2 separate regions of the Homo sapiens genome follow, and region 1 is linked to region 2. A link is an interaction called in ENCODE POLR2A ChIA-PET data of the cell type or tissue named here. Cell type or tissue: MCF 10A. All regions are shown on one strand. Region 1 has its middle 25 kb from the start of OPTN. Region 2 has its middle 75 kb from the start of CDC123.

Evidence for each region. Peaks named below come from ENCODE experiments on the same cell type or tissue, not always from the same donor. Only the 100,000 strongest peaks of a DNase experiment are listed, where the experiment ranks them.
Region 1: POLR2A ChIA-PET joins it to region 2 with 5 read pairs; 2 of 35 experiments call an interaction of 5 or more read pairs at or near these places.

The regions. Positions count from the first base shown.
Region 1 is chr10:13,073,148-13,077,147 of GRCh38, reverse strand. It overlaps a transcript of CCDC3 not described here. Among named protein-coding and RNA genes, the nearest start is that of OPTN, 25 kb to the left of the region's middle. In MCF 10A, CTCF peaks have their summits at 1,946 and 2,145 (motif pointing right); a DNase peak (open chromatin) is centred at 2,127.
Region 2 is chr10:12,269,145-12,273,144 of GRCh38, reverse strand. No RefSeq gene overlaps it. Among named protein-coding and RNA genes, the nearest start is that of CDC123, 75 kb to the right of the region's middle. In MCF 10A, no CTCF peak of the experiment used is centred here; a DNase peak (open chromatin) is centred at 2,034.

The DNA.
Region 1 (4,000 bases), 800 kb before region 2:
CTTATCAGCTTAAGGAGATTTTGGGCTGAGACGATGGGGTTTTCTAAATATACAATGATGTCATGTGCAAATAGGGACAATTTGACTTCCTCTTTTCCTAATTGAATACCCTTTATTTCTTTCTCCTGCCTGATTGCCCTGGCCAGAACTTCCAACACTATGTGTAATAGGAGTGGTGAGAGAGGGCATCCCTCTCTTGTGCCAGTTTTCAAAGGGAATGGGAAGCAATTTTTGTCCCTTATGCAGCTTGTCCCTGCTACTCTGTCCTGTCTCCATTGGCTGGAGCCAGACCTCACAATATAAACTGAACCCGATTGGCTGACAATTTAAAACTTCTCTAAATAGGTGAAAGCAATGGAGAACAAGGGAAAGGAGGAAGTTGCTTACTAAAGGACTTAGAAAAGTAATAACATTCCCAAATAAGGAAGGGGCATAGGCTGCGAGCTGGGACATGTCTGTGAGCATGTCCAGCACAGATATCTTGGTTAAAGTACAAGGACATAGAATGTACTATGTGCCTGTGAGCATGTTTAATAACTACATAGGATAGGGCTTAACAAAGAGTTATTAGCACAAAGCAAGGAGGCTTGAAGGAAGTTAGTCTTTAAAAGGAACTATTACTTCTAACACTTATGATTTATTCTTTAACAAGGGAAACTTTGAGGAAGAAACTTTTTGCTTTCTACACAGGACACTCCTACGTCTGGGTCTGTTTAGTAAAGGTTATCAATCTGTTTCCTTAGCCACAAACATCTAGAGGCTAGGAATATCTAACTTTCGGGGAGGGCAGCCCAGCAAGTCCCAGCCTCATTTTTCCTAGTCCTCACCCAAGATGGAGTTGCTCTGGTTTGAATGCCTCTGACAACAATCCTAAATGTATTACTGTTGGCTGAATTGCTTTATCCTCTCTATTTTTCGTTTTAATTCCAGCCATCAACATTTGCCCATTTGCTAAGTTAGAAATTTGGAGGCAGCTTTGACTCTTCTGCCCATACTGAGTTAGCCATCGAGACCTGCCTCCTTTGCTTCCCTATTTCCCTGATACCTGCTTCCCTATTATTTTAGGTTTTTTTGTTTGCTTGTTTTAAGATAGGGTCTTGCTCTGTCACCCAGGCTGGAGTGCACTGGCACAATCTTGGCTCATTGCAACCTCTGCCTCCCAGGTTCAAGCAATTCTCCTGCCTCAGCCTTTGGATATCTGGGATTACAGGCACATGCCATGATGCCTGGCTATTTTTATTTTATTTTATTTTATTTTTTTAGTAGAGACAGAGTTTAGCCATGTTGGCCAGGCTGGTCTCAAACTCCTGACCTCAAGTGATCCGCTCACCTTGGCCACTGAAAGTGCTGGGATTACAGGTGTGGAGCCACCATGCCCGTGCGCCTACCCACATCGATACATAAAATTAACCATTGCACTGAGCAAATTGGTTAATCATCAATTTTTGAAAAGTATATTGAGCATTGAAGGCTCATCCAATTCTAGGCCAGGTTTCATGGAGAATCTATAATGCAAAGTCTTTATTCCTTCTTGTCTCCCCTCCCCACAAGGGTTTTTTCCTGGTTTATTTATTTATTTATTAGTGTTTCTTCCCTTATTTTTAGCAGATTCAATACTTTAGCGGTGGGAAGAGGTTCATCCTTAGGAGCTTCTAAACCATTACCCACCTACCCAGGCTGGGACGTCTAGAAAAAAAAAACAAAAAAACAAACGTGTCTGATGAAAATAGGAATATCTGTGTGTCATCTTCCCCGACTCAGATATCAATCACTTATTATTTCGTTTAAAAGCCAAAGAAACAAAAATACCCACTGATTTTGGAGCTCCTACATGTGCCAGTCACTATGCAGGATGCTGGGGATACAGTGATACGCAAAACAAAAAGTTGTTTATTGCTTGTTAAACAAAGCAAAGGCACTTTATGCACCAGCAGAGGAAATAGGAAAACCATAGTGGAAAAGACTCCCTAGCTTCTGAGATATTGATAAGAAGTTGGAGAGATGATTTGTTATAAAGGGATGTAAAGCCTCGTTTCAGTGGGAAACCATTCGTTCATCAGGGAGCCAGGTTTGCAGTGGGCACCTATGCGTCAGTTCTGATGTTCCCCGCCTACGATTGTTTGTCCATGTCCAGCAGATGGCGCCAAGTGACTGGCCGCGGCTGGGATGTACCGGGTCCTCTTTGGAAAACATGAAATCTATTTCTATAGGGCCAGCATCTTAAAGAAGGCACTCATATTGTCTGTTTGAGACCCTTTCTTTTGCTCCATTTTAATGTGATATGTGGATCAAAATAAGAAATAGACAATAAAATGGTTTCTCCTCCTGGAATGTGGTAATATTGTGGAATAACAGGAACACAGGTCTAACGTAGATAGCTGAGTAAAACAGCACCCAGACTTGCAGCCGGCACGGGGAACTCATGTGAGTGTGTGTATGTGTGTGCACGCGTATTTGTGCTTATGAGAAAGATTAAACAGTAAAGGATGGAAGTGATAACAAATGCTTTAACAAGGGTAAGGAGAAAGTATTGTAGAAAAATCTATAAAAGCTGAGGGAGTGGGAGAGGGGGAGGGGGAGGGAGAGTTAGTTCAAGTGAGCATGAGAGCTGGGACCTTGGATTAAAAGCATTAAAAGAACTCCAGAAGAAAAGATTTGATTCCGCCGGTTGTGGTGGCTCACGCCTGTAATCCCAGCACTTTGGGAGGTCGAGGTGGGCGGATCACCTGAAGTCGGGAGTTCGAGACCAGCCTGACCAATATGGAAAAACCCCGTCTCTACTACAAAAAAAAAAAAAAAAAAAAAAAAAAAAAAAAAAAAAATTAGCCGGGATATGGTGGTGCATGCCTGTAATCCCAGCTACTCGGGAGGCTGAGGCAGGAGAATTGCTTGAACCTGGGAGGCAGAGGTTGCAGTGAGCTGAGATCACGCCATTGCACTCCAGCCTGGGCAACAGGGGTGAAACTCTGTCTCAAAAAAAAAAAAAAAAAAAAATATATATATATATATATATATATATTTGATTCCTCTGTTTCTTGCAATCCTAGTAACAGGTGACTTGAATTTCAAGTGATTATCATATAAATGGAGGATTAGAAAAGAGACACCAACTCTGGAACCAGTTCAATGGAATTCTTCAAGAGACTGTAACTTAGTGCTTACAAAGACTTGGAATGATCTACACTGCATGGTGTACCTGTTAGAGGAGGTGACATCAAAGCTTTAGGTACTGAGAGAGGATACTTCCTACTGTGGAAGGGAAGAAAAGAAAAAAGCAAAGGTGAGTTGGAATGGTAGACCTGTTGGGTTTATTCTCTCATTGCTAAGCTTTTAAAATCTCTCATTTAAAAAAAATGTCTTGGGCAGGCCACCGTGGCTCATGCCTGTAATCCCAGCACCTAGGGAAGCTGGCATGGGAGGACTGCTTGAGCTCACGAGTTGGAGACCAGCCTAGGCAACATTGAGAAACCCTGTCTCTACAAAAAATTAGCCGAACGTGGTGGCAGGTGCTTGTAGTTGTAGCTGTAGCCTCCTAGCTACTCAGGAGGCTGAGGTGGGAGGATTGCTTGAGCCTAGGAGGGGGAGGTTGCAGTGAGCCAGCCTGGGTGACAGAGTGAGATCCTGTCTCAAAAAAAAAAGTCTTCATCTAATACGGTGAAAGATGGAAGGGGATGTGGTTACTCCTGCTCCAGTTGGATTTGTTTTCTCCATTTAGAAGCTGCTTTCAGAGCAGTAATGACACCTGAGTTTAGAAAACAGTTCCCTGTGTCTGTGCATCTTCCAGCTCAGTGTCCTATGTCACCTGTCCTGAGACATTCCAAGAAGGAAGACCAAAAGACAGCATTCTTGAGCTATTCCAAAGAGATCACAGAGGCCACCACCAAAGAGAAGACTAAGAATCTACCATAGTTTGCCCCGGTAAAATGGTATTTTTCTTAGGAACTATTGCAAGTTATAAAACTCCTAAGTGAAATGATTGTGTGGCCAGGGATAGTGGCTC
Region 2 (4,000 bases):
CCAGGCCGAGTGTTGCCTGGAAGCCTCTCTCCTATTATTCAAAAGCCCTTCCACCTGTGCCTAATCTAGATGATTCAATGGGGCTTTGCAGTTTAACTGCTTCCTGCCCTCTACATGTTGGTTACGTGTATGCGATCCCAAGTTTGTGAGGGTGCAATTACTTGAAGCAGTAAAGAGGTTGTTGCCAAAACGGAGTCCTCAATCCAAACTCAGCCACTGTTTGCAGAAGAGAATATTCTGGGAATTTCTCAATATGAGTAGCTAATGGTAGTTGTGATTAAAACCTTCTTAGTGTAAATTATAGCAAGCAGAAACAGTGATGACATTTGTCTCTGTGACTGTGATGTAAGAAAGTCCACAGACATGTTATTTAGTACAAATTGACCATCTACTGTGTGCCAGGTGTCATACCAGGTATAGCAAACATACATTTCCATAGTTGAAAAAGAACGTAGAGATCACACATTCCAACCATCCATAGATTGTTGCATCCAATTTACAACATCTCCACCAAGAATAACTCATGGGCCAGGTGCAGCGGCTCACGCCTGTAATCCCACCACTTTGGGAGGCCAAGGCAGGTGGATCACCTGAGGTCAGGAGTTCAAGGCCAGCCTGGCCAACATGGTGAAACCCCATCTCTACAAAAAATATAAAAAGTAGCTGAGCACGGTGGCACATGCCTGTGGTCCCACCTACTCAGAAGGCTGAAGCACAAGTAATTGCTTGAACCTGGGAGGCGGAGGTTGCTGTGAGCCAAGATCACACAACTGCACTCCAGCCTGGGTGACAGAGAGAGACTCGGTCTCAAGAAAACAAACAAACAAACAAAAACTCTTATGGAGAGGAACCCACAGATTCCCATAGCAGTCCATTCTACTTTTACTCAGCTCTGACTGTTAGAAAGTGCTCCCTTGGAGGCTGAGGCAGGAGAATCACTTGAACCTGGGAGTCAAAGGTTGCAGTGAGCCAGAATCGCACCACCGCACTCCAGCCTGACGACAGAGAGACTCCATCTCAAAAAAAAAAAGAAAAGAAAAAAAGAAAGAAAGTGCTCCCTTGGGCCGGGCGCGGTGGCTCACGCCTGTAATCCCAGCACTTTGGGAGGCCGAGGTGGGCGGATCACGAGGTCAGGAGATCGAGACCATCCTGGCTAACACAGTGAAACCCTGTCTCTACTAAAAATACAAAAAAAATTAGCCGGGCGTGGTGGTAGGTGCCTGTAGTCCCAGCTGCTTGGGAGGCTGAGGCAGGAGAATGGCGTGAACTCGGGAGGCGGGGCTTGCAGTGAGCCGAGATCGCGCCACTGCACTCCAGCCTGGGTAACAGCGAGACTCCATCTCAAAAAAAAAAAAAGAAAAAGAAAAAAGAAAGTGCTCCCTTGGGTTAATTCCTTTTTTTTTTTTTTTTTTTTTGAGACCAAGTCTCGCTCTGTCGCCCAGGCTGGAGTGCAATGACGCGATCTCAGCTCACTGTAATCTCTGCCTCTTGGGTTCAAGCAATTCTCCTGCCTCAGCCTCCCGAAAAGCTGGGACTACAGGCACGTGGCACCACACCTGGCTAATTTTTTGTGTTTTTAGTAGAGACAAGGTTTCACTGTGTTGGCCAGGCTGGTCTCAAACTCCTGACTTCAGGTGATCCACCCGCCTCGACCTCCCAAAGTGCCGGGATTACAGGTGTGAGCCACCGCACCCGGCCTCCCTTGGGTTATTTCCTAATTCATAATCATTGCTTATGTGGAAGGAACTATAATCAGCTATATCTCCTCTTGCTAAGAAAAGGAATTATTCCTGTATCTTGTCCTGGCATCCACGTGTCCTCACGGTCTCTTATGATGTGACTCAACAGAAGTTGCGGGCATTTTTTTTCAGACCTAGAAGTTGACAGTTTACCAAACAGGTATTCTGTTTCCTGGCACCAAGTCAGAAATATGTTCCCAGGTTAGTTAAAAGGTGTCGAGGTGTTCGATTTCAGGCGTCTAGCTGATGCTCAGCCCATGCAATTAGGAGCCCGGCCAGAGCAAGTAAATCTTTTAGGCTCTTGGATGATGAGTCACGAATTCCATATAAGGCCCAACTTCCAGCCCCTGGCACTGAGGATGATCATAAGTGTTTGATCCTCTTGAGGCAGTTGCATTTTTACAGGGAGTTCTAACAAAAATAGATTACTCCACCCTGATTATGAGGAAATGCTTTGCTTAAGAAGCAGAAGTAGAGAGGGGGTGGAAAGGCTTGATGGCTGAAAGAAAACACTTGTTTGAAGTTTTCTTTTTCTTTTTCTTTTTTTTTTTGAGAAGGAGTTTCCCTCTTGTCACCCAGGTTGGAGTACAGTGGCGCTATTTTGGCTCACTGCAAACTCCGCTTCCTGGGTTCAAGTGATTCTCCTGCCTCAGCCTCCCGAGTAGCTGGAATTACAGGCACCCGCCAGCACACCCAGCTAATTTTTGTATTTTTGGTAGAGATGGGGTTTTACCATGTTGGCCAGGCTGGTCTTGAACTCCTGACCTCAGGTGATCCACCTGCCTCGGCCTCTCAAAGTGCTGGGATTACAGGCGTGAGCCCGGCCTAAAGTTTTCAAATGTAAAATAATTTTGCTAGAAGACAAACAATGGTTACGAAATTTTTATGGGAAACTTTTTTTTTTTGAGATAGGTTCTCGGTCTGTCATCCAGGCTGATGCGATCACATCTCACTGCAGCCTTGATAACCCAGGCTCAAAGGATCCTCCTGCCTCAGCCTCCCGAGTAGCTGGGACTACAAACACATGCCACCACATCTGGCTAATTTTTTTTTCTTATTTTTTTGTAAAGACAGGGTCTTGCTATGTTGCCAAGGCTGTTCTCAAACTCCTGGGCTCAAGCAATCCTCCTGCCTCAGCCTTCCAAAGTGCTGGAATTACACCTGTGAGACTCCATGCCCAGCTAGGAAACTATTTTGAATTTAGCATTCCCTACCCACTCAGATTATCGATCAAATGTGAAGCAATCAAAGAGACACTATTAAGATGTGCACAGGAGAACTTGGAAGATGTATTCCACAAGTACTCACCATGAAAAAGATGCTCAGGAACTACTTTGACAAAACAAAAGAGGAATTAAAGAAAGGGAAAGAAATTGGATAAAAAAAAAAAAAAAAAGAAGGACTGGCTGGGCACGGTGGCTCACTCCTGTAATCCCAGCGCTTTGGGAGGCCAAGGTGGGTGGATCACCTGAGGTCAGGAGTTTGAGACCAGCCTGGACAACATGGCGAAACCCTGTCTCTACTAAAAATACAAAAAATTAGCCGGGTGTGGTGGTGCATGCCTGTAGTCCCAGCTACTCAGAAGGCTGAGGCAGAAGAATTGCTTGAACCCAGGAGGCGGAGGTTGCAGTGAGCCAAGATCACACCAGTGTACTCCAGCTTGGGTGACAGAGCAAGACTCTGTCTCAAAAAACATATAAATAATTAATTAATTAAATTTTTAAAAGAAGGATTGTCAAGTCTCACCCAGAAGATGTGGCATGTAATGTTGGGGGTGGGCGGTGCAGGAGAGATAGGGGCCGGGGGAAGGAGGGCGGGGAAGGGGGCCGCAAGCTGGAGCTGTCAAGCGGCAAAATTCTAAAGCCAGAAGACTGAATTTCTGTTTTTATGGGTCCATACCTGTCCATTTGAGGAGTCCTTTCTTGAATAACTCAAAGCTCTTTGAAAATATTTATCTCCCTTGATCCTGGTCTCTGATCCGTCTTATCTTCCATAGCTACTGAGTCACCTAAGTATCCACAATGGTGTTTCTACTGGGAGTTGACACCTGCAATTTCCAGCCCCTGGCCTAGCAGTTTCCCAAGGGGTCTGTCTCTGATCATCTTATAGGGGATTTCCTACTGCAGGGAAGAGAGAAGTGCTGAGTTCAAAGTTTTTGAGACTGTGGTGACTGATTTTCTGAGCCAAAAGTCAGGACACAAGACGAGACTGACAAGTAAGAATGGACTTTCCTGAATCAAAGGGAGAGACTTTAAAACCAG